Linked DNA regions of Homo sapiens: region 1 is linked to region 2. A link is a loop called in an ENCODE intact Hi-C map of the cell type or tissue named here. Cell type or tissue: HCT116. All regions are shown on one strand.

Region 1 (8,000 bases), 200 kb after region 2:
AGACAGAGTCTCGCTCTGTCACCCAGGCTGGAGTGCAGTGGTGTGATCTCAGGTCACTGCAACCTCCGCCTCCCAGGTTCAAGCAATTCCGTTGCCTCACTCAGCCTCCTGAGTAGCTGGGATTACAGGCATGCACCACCACGCCTGGCTAATTTTGTTTTTGTTTTTGAGACGGAGTCTCACTCTGTTGCCCAGGTTGGAGTGCAGTGGCACGATACTGGCTCACTGCAACCTCCGCCTCCTGGGTTCAAGCGATTCTCCTGCCTCAGCCTCCCGAGTAGCTGGGACTACAGGCATGCGCCACCATGCCTGGCTAATTTTTTGTATTTTCAGTAGAGACGGGGTTTCACCATGCTGGCCAGGCTGGTCTCGAACTCCTGACCTGTGATCCACCTGCCTCAGCCTCCCAAAGTGCTGGGATTATAGGCGTGAGCCACCCCGCCTGGCCTAAATTTTTGTATTTTTAGTGGAGACAGGGTCTCACCACATTGGCCAGGCTGGTTTGGAACTCTTGACCTCAGGTGATCCGTTGGCCTCGGGCTCCCAAAGTGCTGGGATTACAGGCGTGATCCACCACACCCAGCAGAAACTTCCACCCTTTAAAAAGGAGAAACCAGTGGCACCAGGAAGGGCAGTAGTGGGACAGGTGCTTGCTCAGCTCCCTGGCTTTTTTGGTGACCATTTCCTGTCTGAACATAAAGATGGGCAGGAGGAGAAGGAGCAGCCCCACCCGACAGTTTGGTTCCCGTCAGAAGTTCCCTAGCTGACCACGAAGCTCCCTGTGTTGCAGTACAGTAGTTAGGGGGCAGAAGCACGGGATTTCTTGTCCTTGGGAAGTTTAGCTTAGGAGCGTCCAAGGACAGCTGTGCCCCCCATACATAGCTAGGCACAGAGCAGGTACTGCCTGAAGGAGGAATGATGGGGTTCACCCTAGCACCTCATGGCAAGACAGCAATCTCTGCAGACACTGCAGAACCTAGCATCCACTGGAGCTAGTGATGTAAATAGTCTACCTGAACAGTCACCCAGTTTCCCCTCAGAGTATTGTTTCTATTAGAAGACATTCTCCACAGCTCAAAATCCAACTTCCAAACAACCTTCTGGAATGCTCCACGTGTGTACATGGGGACTTTCTGTGTGGTGTTTCTGGGCATTGCGGCCACGTACTGCTGTTGCCCTCTGGCTCTGCTGGGCTGGATTTGCGGAGCCCCAGAGTGTCTCCTGCAATAAAATCCAAACCAGGGGCGAGGTGTGTACCCCCTCCCCCATCAATCCCTGGCATAGCCAGCTGGGCATGGTGGAGGGAGGCCAGGCCAGCCAAGCCTGGTTGGAGCCCTGGAACCCTCTCTGCTGCATGAACCCCCGGGCACAGGCACCTCCGTTCAGTTTACCCATGAGGCTTGGCATCTGCTTGGCCTGCTTCCTCAGCTTTGGAGTTAGTGGGCTTCTTGCAGGCTAACTACGACGTGGTCTCATTTGAGTTCTGTTCCCACCCTATCCCTCTCCCCTGCACCTTGATATACCTACACGTGAACTCCACTAGCCAGACTGAAAGCCCAGAGGTCTCCCTGGGTGCTTTTTGTTTCAGGAAAATATCTTCTCTCCTTTTTTTCTATTGTGGTTTCCCAGCGTGACTCTGCAGCTCCATCTGCTTCCTCCCTGTCCAGGAAGAGGCAGATTTCCCCATGCGGAGAGTTGGCAAGGCTCCGGGCCTCCGGAGAAATTGGCCTTGCCCTCTTCAGGACAGTGGCCGGGGCATTCCTCCTTTGTAGCTCAGTGATGCCATCCCACCAGCGCCCTGGGTTGGGTCAGGCCTGCTGCCTATGATTGTGCCTGGGGAGCCTACAAAGCTCAGTGGGGTGGGGGGACTGAGACGAGACTTGGAGCTTCTGTGCATGGGATGGGCCCTCCTGAGACCACTCCTTATTCAGGAGGTGCCAACTCTCTGTGGGGACGCCAGCTGTCAAGGGGCCTCAGCATTTCCTAGAGCCCTGAAATCAGCAGATGGCTTCCAAAATTTGTGTGCCCAAGAAGACCCAGGGCTGGATGAGGTAGACACTTCTAGGGAGGCAAAAGGGTCACTGAGGGTCAGCTCGGGGAGCACTCTGGGGGCAGCTAGCCTGACTCCCCTCCCCCACTTCTTCTCAGCACTCGTGACCATCTATGATAGTGGTTTCAAATGGTGCGCTGCCAGGACATAGCCTTCAGATGACACCAAGGGTGTGTCTGGCATTCTTTGCACTCCTAGCTCTTTCTTTCACTCAAGTAAATGCACTGGAACACATGCGGGTGGGGCTGATGGTCATGGAGTCATCTTGAACCCACTTCAGTTTATTTTCTCCAAAATAAAAGCAATGGCCAGCAGGAGTTCGAGACCAGCCTGGCCAACATGGTGAAACCCTATCTCTACTAAAAATATAAAAATTAGCAGGGCGTGTTGGCACATGCTTGTAATTCCAGCTACTTGGGAGGCTGAGGCACAAGAATTGCTTGACCCCAAGAGGCAGAGGTTGCAGTGAACCGTGATCATGCCACTGTACCCCAGCCTGGGCAATAGAAGTGAGATTCTGTGTGTGTGTGTGTGTGTGTGTGTGTGTGTGTATACACACACACACACACACACGTACATACATAAGCAAGCAAGCAATGACCAGGTGCAGTGGCTCATGCCCGTAATCCTAGCACTGTGAGAGACTGAGGCAGGAGGATCGCTTGAGCCCAGGAGTTCCAGGCTAGCCCTGGCAACATCCTAAGACCCTGTCTACAAAAAATAGAAAACTTAGCCAAGTGTGGTGGCATGCACTGTAGCCCTCATGACTTGGGAGGCTGAGGTGGGAAGATCACTTGAGCCCAGAAGTTTGAGGTTGCAGTGAGCTATGATCACACCACTGCACTCCAGCCTGGGTGACAGAGTGAGACCTTGTCTCAAATAAATAAATAAATAAATACATAAATAAAATTAAAAGATCAGCTGGGGCCAGGCACAGTGGCTCACACCTGTAATGCCAGCACTTTGGGAGGCCAAGGTGGGTGGATCACGAGGTCAGGAGTTCAAGACCAGCCTGGCCAAGATGGTGAAACCTTGTCTCTACTAAAAATACAAAAATTAGCTGGGTGTGGTGGCAGGCACCTGTAATCCTAGCTACTCGGGAGGCTGAGGCAGGGAATTGCTTGAACCCGGGAGGCAGAGGTTGCAGTGAGCTGAGATGGCGCCACTGTACGCCAGCCTGGGCGACAGAGTGAGACTCCGTCTCAAAAAAAAAAAAAAAAAAAGATCATCTGGGCATGGTGGCACACACCTATAGTTCCAGCTATTCATGAGGCTGAGGTGGGATCCCAGGAGGTGGAGATTGCAGTGAGCTGTGATCATGCCACTGTATTCCACCCTCCAGCCTGGGTAACAGAGCAAGACCCTGTCTCAAAAAAAGAAAAAAATCAGTTGCAGATGTCCATACCTTATGATGATTAGCCAAGGACTGGTGACACACCTCATGGCAGATTGCACGTCAGGGTCGAGAGCCAGTGGCTGAGGACAGCTCTATGCTCAGGCTTGTGTTTCCCCAGCGTGTTGTGCCCTCTGCAGCCCTCTTGTGCCCAGACACAGAGTAGTTAAAAACAGCAGTACAGAGGGCAAGACATGGAACTGCCTACTTTTTTGCTCAGTGGGAAAAGTGCTTGGGTGAGACATGTGGCTGTCCATTGAAGGGAACAGCTATGCTGACTGTGGGTTGGAAAATCTAGGCTGGCTGTCTTGCTGGCTGTCCCGTGTTGGCTGGTTTGGTGCCTACAGTGGAGTCCCTTGTCTGCCTGTGTGTCTCTTAATGATTCTGATGTCATCTCTGCGAGGTCAGAGGTTGGTTCCCGGGGCAGGCCCATCTTGCACCCTGAGGTTCAGATGGGACCACAAGCAGCGTAGCACAGGGGGAAAACACTTGTGCGCGTCGACCTTGCACATCAACAAGTTAGACCAGAACATGGAGTGCACCAGCCTTCTCAGAATTCTTGAGCTCTCTGTACCACCACTAGGGGCTCCTCTGTGGCTCAAGACCCCTCCTGAGGCAGAGGGTGAGGAGGAGGCAGAAAGAAAAGAGAACAGGAGACTTGGAGTGGGCAGCAGTAGAGCGGAACCCAGCAGGCCCGCCTTTTTGGATTCCTCTGGGGGCTCTGGGGATGTGTGTTGTGGGAGTGGAGAGTGGTGACGAGCAGAGGACGGACAGCTGCTGAAAGCGATCATTCCTCTCCTTGTGGGGCATCCTGGGAAGAACATGGGTGATCTCTGCAGTCAGGCAGCGCAGTCCTCGTGGGGCCTTATGGGGCGGCTCTGGGTGTCTGCATTCTAATCCCTGGCAACAAATGGGGCTGCAAGGCTGGGCTCCTGGTAGATGCTCAGGAAGGGTTGTTCCACTCCTCACCCCCTCCTGAGCTGCTTTCTAGCCTCGCAGCCCCGTCTTTGGATCCCTTTTTGGCACTCTGCTGGGCTCAGAGCTTCCGTGGCAGGAGCAGAGGCTGCTCTCTCCTGGGTTCCTCTGGGAGCTACCATGGAGCTTGGGCAGTTCCTTCTATTGTTGCGATTCTGGGTTCAAAGCCACAGGCCTCTCAGACAGCTGTGACTTCCCGGCAGGCAGTAGGGATGGGGTGGGGGTGGAGGCGTTGGGGCCCTGCAGCTTCCCTCGCTTGCCTCTGTCCTTGCTAGGCAGTGAGTTGGAGGCGCCTGGGCTCAGCTGATGTTCTCCAAGGAGGACTTGGAATGAACCCGAGACACAAAGGGTGAGGTCAGTGGTTTGCTCAGCAAGAAGGCTGAGTTAGTGACAACCTGTCACAGCTCCCAGGATCCCTGGCTGCAGTCCCTGGCTCCGACTCCTCCCCCTGCTGGCCTTAAGGGAGATGAAAATCAGTGATGTGGATCTATTGACTGAGTGTCTCCTGTGTGTCAGAGTGGGAGGCTTACGTTTATTTTATCCCAGCCACCAGGATGGCTCTCACATTCTTTTTCATCCATTACTCACTGTGCGCTATGAGGTGCCTGAGTAAACTAAAGCCCAGAATTATCTAGTCACTGGTCACCCAGGCTAGTGAGTGGCGGATTTGAACCCATCCTCCTCACTGTTAGATGGCCCATTCCTTCCACTCTACCACACTGCCATGCAGGTGGGATGCCCAGAGGGTGTCCAAAGAACTGTGTGACCATCCTAGCTCCCAACGACAGCAGACCAGCCAAATCTGTGATATGGGCAGGGGTGGTTTTATGTGTGGACAGTGGGGGCTTTGTGGTGCTGCTTAAAATTGTTTGCCAAAGTCCCCAAGAGCAAAATCTTATCTGTTTTTTTTGTTTTGTTTTTTTGAGACAGAGTCTTACTCTGTCGCCCAGGCTGGAGTGCAGTGGCGCAATCTCTGTTCACTGCAACTTCTGCCTCCTGGGTTTAAGCCATTCTCCTGCCTCAGCCTCCCAAGAGGCTGGGATTACAGGCATGCACCACCATGCTCAACTAAATTTTGTATTTTTAGTAGAGTAGAGATGAGGTTTCACCATGTTGGCCAGGCCAACATGGTTTCGAACTCCTGGCCTCAAGCAATCTCCCTGTCTCGGCCTCCCAAAGTGCTGGGATTACAAGCATAAGCCACCATGCAGGCCTTGAAGCCTCTCTTTTTATCTTACGATTTCACTTGCATTTTGCATTTGACTCCATAATGTAGCCTTGTTTGTTTTAAGACAATGATTTACATTTCTTGCCCCTGAGTACATTTGATCCTCAGAGTGTTCTGGGTTTATCCTGAGGTGGCTTCCTGTACCCCTGGCTTCCATCTGTCCCCTGGGGGTATGGATATCCTTGTGCGAGAGGCTCAAACCAGGTGAATGATGATAGAGGTAGTGGTGGGACACATTCAGTATTGTGAAGAAAGGCACGCTGGCAAAAAGGGAAGCGGGGAGTCCAGTTTGGCTGGAGACATGGGTTGCAGTGAGGGGGACCAAGGAGGCAGTGAAGGTTAGTTTGGGGCCATATTCTGAGAGGGTCAAGAACAGAATGCCATCCCCAGGGTTTCTGACCTTGTTTTATAGGCAGAGAGGGCAACAGTGGGTGAGTATTATAACTCCACCCCTTGCTCTGCACACATTCATTCAAGCCCCTCTAAGAGGCCTGTGAGGGCCGGGCACAGTGGCTTATGCTTGTAATCCCAGCACTTTGGAATGCCGAGGTGGGTGGATCACTTGAAGTCAGGAGTTCGAGACAAGCCTGTCCAACAATGTGAAACTTCGACTCTACTAAGAAAATACAAAAATTAGCCAGGTGTGGTGTGTACCTGTAGTTCCAGCTACTTGGGAGACTGAGGCAGGAGGATCATTTGAACCCGGGAGGTGGAGGCTGCAGTGAGCTGAGATCATGCCACTGCACTCCAGCCTGGTTGACAGAGCAAGACTCCATTTCAAAAAAAAAGGAGGCCTATGAGGGTATCCATGCTGTGGGGATTCAGGAGCAGGAGGATGTTCTTGCCCACAGAGGACCTGCAGTCTAGGGGGAGAAGCAAGAGTGAAGTGTGAGGCATGCCCCAAAAAGGCTGGGTGCCAAGAAGTTCGGGCCGATGGTGTGTGCAGGAAGCGTTAGATTGGGAGAACCCAGGGCAGGGGGCTGCAGTCAAGTTCAGGTAGGCACTGAGCATGGATTCGAATGCTAGTCCAAGTGGTTGGCTGTGGTGATGAAAGGAAAGGGAGGCAAGTGATGACAGGGAGAGGCCCCGCGAAGGAAGAATTGATGTGACTTAGTGACCAGCTAAATGTGGGAGCTATTAAAGGGACTTAGAAAAGAGAACTGGGGAAGTCAGGCAAGCGAGAGCTGACTTCGGGAAATGACCTTGCTGCCTGAAAAAAGGGGAAGGTGCTGGCTGGTTAGTGAGAACCTGATTAGCAAAGAGTGGGTAACTAATGCTATGAAATCCACAAAAATCGCAAAAAAACTGCAGCTCATCTCAGGAACAGGCAAACTTTTGAACTTTTTGTTCGGGTCTCTGTGGGACGATGACTCACTTTGAGCCCCTCCTAACCTCTGTTGGTGATTAGCAGGGGTGAGAGGCCCAAGGAGCCGCCCTGCTCTGCAACAGATCAACTTGCCTGGAAGAGCCCAGATTGCAGGAATGGGCTGGGGTCGATTTGGAACAGCTGAGAACCTTTCCAGCCCATGAGTCTCCTGGGTTTGAGGCTGTCTTTTTTGTATGTGAATCTGGGTTTTACCCATTGAAGGAGCTGTGAGTTGGGCCTGGAATGGGGCCCTGGACTTGACCTGAAAAGGTCTAGCATCTCTGGGCGACCTAAAGAGGTGGATGACATCTGACCAATGAAATGTGTCCACAATGTTCTGGGACCTCTGGAGGAGGGAGGGCCCACTGATTCTGGACAGGAGAGATGAGTTATTTACAATATGAAAGAGACTCTGGGGATGGGCATGGTGGCTCCTGTCTGTAATCTCAGCACTTTGGGAAGGCCCAGGCAGGAAGATGGCTTGAGGCCAGGAGTTCAAGACCAGCTTGGGCAACATAGTGAGACCCTGTCTCTACAAAAAAGTTTTTAAAAGCCTAGTGTGGTGGCATGTGCTTTTAGTCCTAGCTACTCGGGAGGCTGAGGCAGGAAGATCCCTTGAGCCCAAGAATTCTAGGCTGCAATGAGCTGTGATCAGGCCTCTAGCCTGAGTGGCAGAACAAGACTTGTCTCAAAAAAAGAAAAAAAGAAGAGAAAGACTCTGGTGTTTGGCCAGCCTGGCCTGAACTCCTGTGTCTGTAGCCTAAGGCAGATGCATAGAAGTGCTCAGAGTCAACCTGGGCAGCCTTGTCTCACCTGCTGTTGCTTAAGCTCCTGGAGCCCAATTTGATGGGGAAGTGGCTGCAGCCAGGAGCCTGATGGGTGGGCCTTGTGTGTGCCTGGTGCAGATGGGCCTGGCACAGTTGGTCTTCTGCCTGGAGCTCAGGGTGACTGCTGGAGTTGCCTTGCAGCCATTATTTTCTCAGGTCTC
Region 2 (8,000 bases):
AACTCCTGACCTCAAGTGATTCACCTGCCTCGGCCTCCCAAAGTGCTGGGATTACAAGCATGAGCCACTGCACCTAACAAGCATCCTGAGTAGTTAGGACTACAAGTGCACACCACCTCATCCAGCTAATTTTTTTTTTTTTAGAGACGGGGTCTTACTATGTTGCTCAGGCTGATCTCAAACTCCTGAGTTTAAGCGATCCTCCCACCTCAGCCTCTCAAAGTTCTGGAATTACAGGTGTCGGCCACTGTTCCTGACCCAGAGCCAGAATTTAAATCTAGAAGTCTGGCCCCAAAGCCTCCATGTTTAACCACTCTGAGATACTGCACTCTTAGCACAGTGCCTGGCACAAAATGAGTGCTCAATAATTGTTAACTGTTAGAATTGTCTTGATCTAGTCCAGGTGCGATGGCTCATGCCTGTAATCCCAGCACTTTGGGAGGCCGAGGCAGGTGGATCACCTGAGGTCAGGAGTTCGAGACCAGCCTGGCCAATATGGTGAAACCCTGTCTCTACTAAAAATACAAAAATTAGCCGGGCGTGATGGTGGGCACCTGTAATCCCAGCTACTTGGAAGGCTGAGGCAGGAGAATCGCTTGAACCTGGGAGGTGGAGGTTGCAGTGAGCAGAGATCGTGCCATTGCACTCCAGCCTGGGTGACAAGAGTGAAACTCTGTCTCAAAAAAAAAAAAAACAAGGAATTATCTTGATCTGTTGAAACAAAACTACTTCAAGTTGGAACTAGTCTTAAATTTTTTGACCATAAAAGAAAAAAAAACAAAGAATTGTCTTGATCGAGGTGGTACAGGGTCAATAGAAGAGGATCAAAATGGCATTTGGCTTTGGAGGGGCAGTCAGTCTGCCCTCCTGTAGGATATGACATCTAAGTCACCTACCCTCAAATAAATGAGTGAGTCAGAGACAAGTTTGGGCTGGGATGGAAAGAGTTTTCCAGAAAGATATCTTTCCAAAAGATACCACCAGAGAGGCTGGGTGCAGTGGCTCATGACTGTAATCCCAGCACTTCGGGAGGCCAAGGCAGGCGGATCACCTGAGGTCAGGAGTTTCAGACCAGCCTGGCCAACATGACAAAACCCCGTCTCTACTAAAAATACAAAAATTAGCTGGGTGTGCTGACACACACCTGTAATCCCAGCTACTTGGGAAGCTGAGGCATGAGAATCGCTTGAACCCAGGAGGCAGAGCTTGCAGTGAGACATGATTGCACTACTGCACTCCAGCCTGGGCAACAGAGGAGACTCTGTCAAAAAAAAAAAAAAAAAAAAAAAGGCCAGGCGCTGTGACTCACACCTGTAATCCCAGCACTTTGGGAGGCTGAGGCGGGTGGATCACCTGAGGTCAGGAGTTCTAGACCAGCCTGGCCAACATGGTAAAACCCCGTCTCTACTAAAAATACAAAAAAAAAAAAAAATTAGCCAGACGTGGTGGCAGACATCTGTAATCCCAACTGCTTGGGAGGCTGAGGCAGGAGAATCTCTTGACCTGGGAGGCAGAGGTTGCAGTGAGCCAAGATCACGCCATTGCACTCCAGCCTGGACGACAAGAGTGAAACACCGTCTTAAAAAAAAATTAGCCAGGTGTGGTGGCGGGCACCTATAATCCCAGCTACCTGGGAGGCTGAAGCACAAGAATCACTTGAACCTGGGAGGTGGAGGTTGCAGTGAGCCAAGATCCAGCCTGGGCGACAGAGCCAGACTCCGTCTCAAAAAAAAAAAAAAAGATTTCTGACTGAAGTGCACCTAGAGGTTTGCATAGAAGGCATAGAAGGCTGGGTGTCAGGGTTGGTTTCCTTGCAGTGGGAGGGGGCGGTCCAGCTGGGGTAGGCTGAATAGCGTAGCTGTGCAGGTTAGAACACTGGATTTAGACCTTGAGCCACCCAGGTTTGAGCCTTGGCCCTAGCCCTTCCTGCTAGGAAGACCTAGAGCAATCTGCTTTACTCTGAGCCTTTCTTTCTTCATTCATAAATGGGGCTAATAACTGGATCTTCCAGAGATGTTGTGAGCTTAAATGTGTCAATGTAGGTAGAAAGCCTGACACGTGGGGGCGGGTGTGCACAGTGATAGCTATTACTTATTTCTGTGTTCCTACCCCCACCTCTCAACCTTCTGCCGAGCTAGATTGTCAGCTTTAGAGGGCAGACCCCCAGTATCATCTATCTCTGTGACCCCATAGAATTTGGTGCTCAGTTATTTTTCCTTACTGGTCCCTGTTGATGCTCATACACTCGTCTACACCCGAGGTTCTGCTTAGGCCAGCCCCACGTGGTTCCCCACCTCTGTCTGCACACATCACACTCGGTTCTCACCTCTTCCAGGAAGCCTTTCCTGGTTACATCCTGACCCTGGCCTCTGGTCCCCCAGTGATGTTCAGCCCACTGTACCTCTTATGATGACTATTCCACTTCCTCATTCCACTTCAGGCCCCAGGAGACCCCCTAACCTTTTTTTTTTTTTTTTAAGACAGAGTCTTGCTCTGTCACCCAGGCTGTAGTGTAGTGACACGATCTCGACTCACTACAACCTCCGCCTCCTGGGTTCAAGCAATTCTCCTGCCTCAGCCTTCTGAGTAGCTGGAATTACAGGCATCTGCCACCACACCCGGCTAATTTTTGTATTTTTAGTAGAGATGGGGTTTCACCACGTTGGCCAGGCTGGTCTCGAACTCCTGACCTCAGGTGATCTGCCCACCTCGGCCTCCCAAAGTGCTGGGATTACAGGCGTGAGCCACTGCGCCCGGCCAGGAGACCCCTTTTTTTTTCGGATTCCTCTAAATTCTCTCAATGCCTGGCACAGGCCAGGCATAACAAAATGGTTAAGAACTCAGGTTCTCAGACAAAGCTGGATTTAAGTCCACCTCTGGCTGGGTGAGGTGGCTCACACCTATAGTCTCAGCACTTTGGGAGGCTGAGATAGGAGGATCACTTGAACCCTGGAGTTCAAGACCAACCTAGGCAACATGGCGAACCCCTATCTCTACAAAAAATACAGAAATTAGCTGGGCATGGTGATGCCTGCCTGTAATCTCAGCTACTTGCGAGGCTGAGGTGGAGGATTGCTTGAGTCCAGGAAGTAGAGGTTGCAGTGAGCCAAGGTCATGCCACTGCACTCCATCCTGGGCAACAGAGTGAGACCCTATCTTTTTTTTTTTTTTTGAGACGGAGTCTCACTCTGTCACCCAGGCTGGAGTGCAGTGGCACAATCTCAGCTCACTGCAACCTCTGCCTCCCTGGTTCACGCGATTCTCCTGCCTCAGCCTCCCGAGTGGCTGGGATTACAGGCACCCGCCAACTTGCCTGGCTAATTTTTGTATTTTTAGTAGAGACGGGGTTTCACCATCTTGGCCAGGCTGGTCTCGAACTCCTGACCTCGTGATCCACCTGCCTCGGCCTCCCAAAATGCTGGGATTACAGGCGTGAGCCACCACACCCAGCCAAAACCCTATCTTAAAATATAAAAATAAATCCAGGTTCTGCTGCTATTGCTGGACAAGTAATTTTATGCTTCAGTTTCTTCATCTGCAGAATGAGGAAAATAATAGTACCTACTGTTAGGGTTTTTGGGAGAACTGAACATGATGATGTGTGTAAAGCACTTAGCACTTTCCTCAACCTATAGCAGTGATTTGTGTTATATTATTATTAATAAACCACTATTACATTAAGTTTAAAACAAAGCAGATATATTGTATGTGAAAAGGTGGTATATTGGAATGTATTGATATCGGTCCCTCTTACATTATATCTCAATAAAGCTGTTAAAAACAAGAAAGCAGGCTACAAAATATTAAATGTATACTTCTATTTTTGTAAAACACACGACAATTCCGTAAGGGCTACACTCACATGTTGACAGAAGTTATGTCTGGGCTTTAAATTTTCTTTTTAAATTTTCTACCATGAACGTATAGTACTTGTATTATAAGAACAAAAGCTTTCATCAAAAAGCAGATTATAAAGTTGCTATAGGCTAGGCGTGGTGGCTCATGCCTGTAATCAGAACATTTTGGGAGGCTGAGGCAGGAGGATTGCTTGATTCCAGGACTTTAAGACCAGCCTGGGCAACATAGGGAGATCCCATCTCTATTAAAAAAAAAAAAAGTTTTTTCTTGCATTGCTGTAAAGAAATTTTAAAAAGGTCAGGCATGGTGACTCACACCTGGAATCCCAGCACTTTAGGAGGCCGAGGTGGGTGGATCACCTGAGGTCAGGAGCTCGATACCAGCCTGTGACTAATATGATGAAACCCTGTCTCTACTAAAAACACAAAAATTGGCCTGGCGCCGTGGTTCACGCCTCTCATCCCAGCACTTTGGGAGGCCGAGTCGGGTGGATCACGAGGTCAGGAGATGAGACCATCCTGGCTAACACGGTGAAACCCCGTCTCTACTAAAAATACAAAAAAACTATCCCGGCGTGGTGGCGGGCGCCTGTAGTCCCAGCTACTCAGTAGGCTGAGAAGAATCGCTTGAGCCCGGGAGGCGGAGGTTGCAGTGAGCCGAGATTGCGCCATTGTACTCCAGCCTGGGCAGCAAGAGCGAAACTCCGTCTCAAAAAAAAAAAAAAAAGTTTTAATCAAGTCGCTAGCGGCACTTCCGTTGCTGGTATTAGTTCCATTAGATTGTAAGCCACATGAGGGCAGGGACCCCTTCTGCCTGGAACAGAAAAGGCGCTCAGTGAACATTTACAGCAAAGCCACCGGGTGGGGCGACTCTTGACACCCGCGTCTGCAGTACCGCTCTCGCCCAGTGGGTGGCAGGCTCCGCATGTGCGGGCGCCGCCCACGAGCCTGGCCAGAGGAGTCACGCCCGCCACCTTATACGTGGCTGTCTGGTCTCAGGATCCTTGGAGGAGGAGGGGAGGTGGAGCTTGTGCGAGGGCTGGAGAGGACCCTTCCTGGGCCTCAAGGACTCCTTTTTTTTTTTTTTTTTTTTTTTTAATAATTTCTTTAGAGACAGGGTCTCTGTCGCCCAGGCTGGAGTTCAGTGGCGCCAGGTTAGTGATCGCTTTGAGAGAAAGACCTCGGCCAGGCGCAGAGTGGCTCACGCCTGTAATCCCAGCACTTTGGGAGGCCGAGGCGGGCGGATCACCTGACGTCAGGAGTTCAAGACCAGCCTGGCCCACATGGCGAAACCCTGTCTCTACTAAAAATACAAAAATTAAACGGGCTTGGTGGCACATGCCTGTAATCCCAGCTACTCGGGAGGCTGAGGCAGGAGAATCGCTTGAACCTGGGAGGCAGTTCTGCTCAGTCTCTTGAGTAGCTGGGGTTACAGGCATCCGCCACCATGCCCAGCTAATTTTGGTATTTTTAGTAGAGACCGGGTTTCACCATGTTGGCCAGGCTTGTCTGGAATTCCTGACCTCAGGTGATCCGCCTGCCTCGGCCTCCCAAAGTGCTAGGATTACAGGTGTGAGCCACCACGCCCGGCCAAGTTTTGTATTTTTTGTAGAGATGGGGTTTCACCATGTTGCCCAGGCTGGTCTCAAACTCCTGAATTCAAGTGATCCTCCTGCCTCAGCTTCCCAAAGTGTTGGGATTACAAGTGTGAGCCAGGTTGCCTGGCCAGGAGATCCTTCTAAAGTATAATCTGCCTATCCCACCATCCCTGTTTGAAACCCTGTTGCCCCCAGGATAGAACTCAAACTACTTACTCTGACCTCCAAGGTGCTAAGGAATACCATCGCTGCCTATCTCCACCATTATCCCTAGGGACACCACATCCATCCTCCGAGCTAGGCTTCCTTCTGTTTCTGAAATGTGCCAAGCCCCTTCCAACCTCAGGACCTTCGCTCGGGCGGTTCCCTGTCCCAGGACTGCTCTTCCCCCTCCCCCATTAACTTCTAAGTCGCCTGGGAAAAGCTTCACGAGAGCAGGGAGCTTGTCTGTCTTGCTGACTCCTATATCCCAACACCAAACACAGTACCTGACACAAACAAAGTGCTTACTTTTTTTTTTTTTCCTGAGATAGAGTCTCAGTCTGTCACCCAGGCTGGAGTGCAGTGGCCCAATCTTGGCTCACTGCAATCTCTGTCTCCTGAGTTCAAGCAATTCTCCTGCCTCAGCCTCCCTAGTAGCTGGGATTACAGGCATGTGCCACTACACCCAGCTTTATACATATATATATGTATCATCAAAAAAATATATATATATACACACACACATACATATACACACAAGTCAATTCTGCTTCTTTAAATTTTGACACAATGTCTGGACTCTTACAGTGCAATATAACAGGTCATGAATTATGAATTCTGTTTTTATCTAGCAGATTCATGTGCTCCACAGCTATTTTCTAAACTCCACCCAGGCAATCACCACAGTCCTGTCTGCATTTCCCACGACAGTCTGCAGAGTAATAACAAACACTAATTGTTCTTAACTTTTTTTTAAAGCCAGGCGTGGTGGCTCACGCCTGTAATTCCAGCACTTTCAGAGGCTGAGGTGAAAGGATTGCTTGAACCCAGGTGTTCAAGACCAGCCTGGGCAACAAAGTGAGACTCCCATCTCTACAAAAAACAAAAAAATTAGCAGGGCGTGGTGGTGAGTGCCTATAAACTCAGCTACTCAGTGGGAGGTTGAGGTGGGAGGATAATTTGAGCCCAGGAGGTCAAAGCTGCAGTGAGCACCACTGCACTCCACCATGGGGGACAGAGTGAGACCCTGTCTCAAAAAATCATTTTGGCGGGGTGCAGTGGCTCACGCCTGTAATCCCAGCATTTTGGGAGGCTGAGGCAGGTGGATCACCTGAGGTCGGGAGTTCGAGACCAGCCTGACCAGTGTGGAAAAACCCTGTCTCTACTAAAAATACAAAATTAGCTGGGTGTGGTGGCACATGCCTGTAATCCCAGCTACTAGGGAGGCTGAGGCAGAAGAATTGCTTGAACCTGGGAGGCGGAGGTTGCGGTAAGCTGAGATCATGCCATTGCACTCCAGCCTGGGCAACAAAAGCGAAACTCCATCTCAAATAATAATAATAATAATAATTTATTATTTTTAAAAATTCTTTTTATTTATTATTTTTTTGAGATGGAGTCTTACTCTGTCACCCAGGCTGGAGTGCACTGGTGTGATCTCTACTAAAAATACAAAAATTAGCTGGGTGTGCCGGGCATGGTGGCTCACGCCTGTAATCCCAGCACTTTGGGAGGCTGAGGTGGGCGGATCACGAGGTCAGGAGATCGAGACCATTCTGGCTAACATGGTGAAACCCCGTCTCTACTAAAACTACAAATAATTAGATGGGTGTGGTGGCATGCGCCTGTAGTCCCAGCTACTCGGGAGGCTGAGGCAGGAGAATTGCTTGAACCCGGGAGGTGGAGGTTGCAGTGAGCCGAGATCACGCTGTACCACTGCACTCCAGCCTGGGAGACAGAGTGAGACTGTTTCAAAAACAAACAAAAAATAGATTATAAATTCCACGAGAGCATTTAGCTTATTTAGCTTGTCTTTGTTGTTGTTGTATCCCCAACACTTTGCACAGTTTTTGGGACATAACTGATAAAATGACAATACTTAACATTTTCTGAGGTCTCACTGTGCATCAGGTGCTCTTCCAAAGATTTCATAAAAGGCTGGGGGCAGTGGCTCACACCCGTAATTCCAGCATTTTGGGAGGCTGAGGCGGGTGGATCACTTGAGCCCAGGAGTTCAAGATCAGCCTGGGCAATGTGGCAAAACCTCCTATCAAAAAAATTAGCACGGAATGGTGGTGTGAGCCTGTAGTTCCGGCTACTTGGGAGGCTGAGGCAGGCAGGAGGGTCACTTGAGCCCAGCAGGCAGAGGCTGCAGTGATCTTAGATCCTAAGAAGATTTCATAAGAAAATTCAAGGGTGGGAGTTGAGAGGAGGATAAGCAATTAGTTAATGGGTACAATGTATGGTACTTGGGCCATGGATACCCTAAATGCCCTGCCTTGAGCACTAGGCAACCTATGGAAGTAACAAAATTACACATGCGCCCCATAAACTTCTACAAATA

What was found. A loop is a pair of places that touch in the nucleus more often than their neighbours do. Peaks named below come from ENCODE experiments on the same cell type or tissue, not always from the same donor. Only the 100,000 strongest peaks of a DNase experiment are listed, where the experiment ranks them.
Region 1: a loop joins it to region 2, with 3 times the contacts of the local background. A loop is called at or near these places in 6 of 110 quality-filtered maps.

What each region holds. Positions count from the first base shown.
Region 1 is chr12:120,231,750-120,239,749 of GRCh38, reverse strand. The region is part of intron 1 of PXN (paxillin); the gene reads left to right. Among named protein-coding and RNA genes, the nearest start is that of PXN, 30 kb to the left of the region's middle. RefSeq lists enhancers at 499-1,129, 5,259-5,818, 6,939-7,498, 7,499-8,000, 7,538-8,000. In HCT116, CTCF peaks have their summits at 3,806, 4,009 and 4,884 (motif pointing left); a DNase peak (open chromatin) is centred at 4,808; H3K4me3 peaks cover 4,183 bases; H3K27ac peaks cover 7,637 bases.
Region 2 is chr12:120,427,391-120,435,390 of GRCh38, reverse strand. No RefSeq gene overlaps it. Among named protein-coding and RNA genes, the nearest start is that of COX6A1, 6.7 kb to the left of the region's middle. RefSeq lists a silencer at 1,699-1,899. In HCT116, a CTCF peak has its summit at 4,757 (motif pointing right); a DNase peak (open chromatin) is centred at 4,750.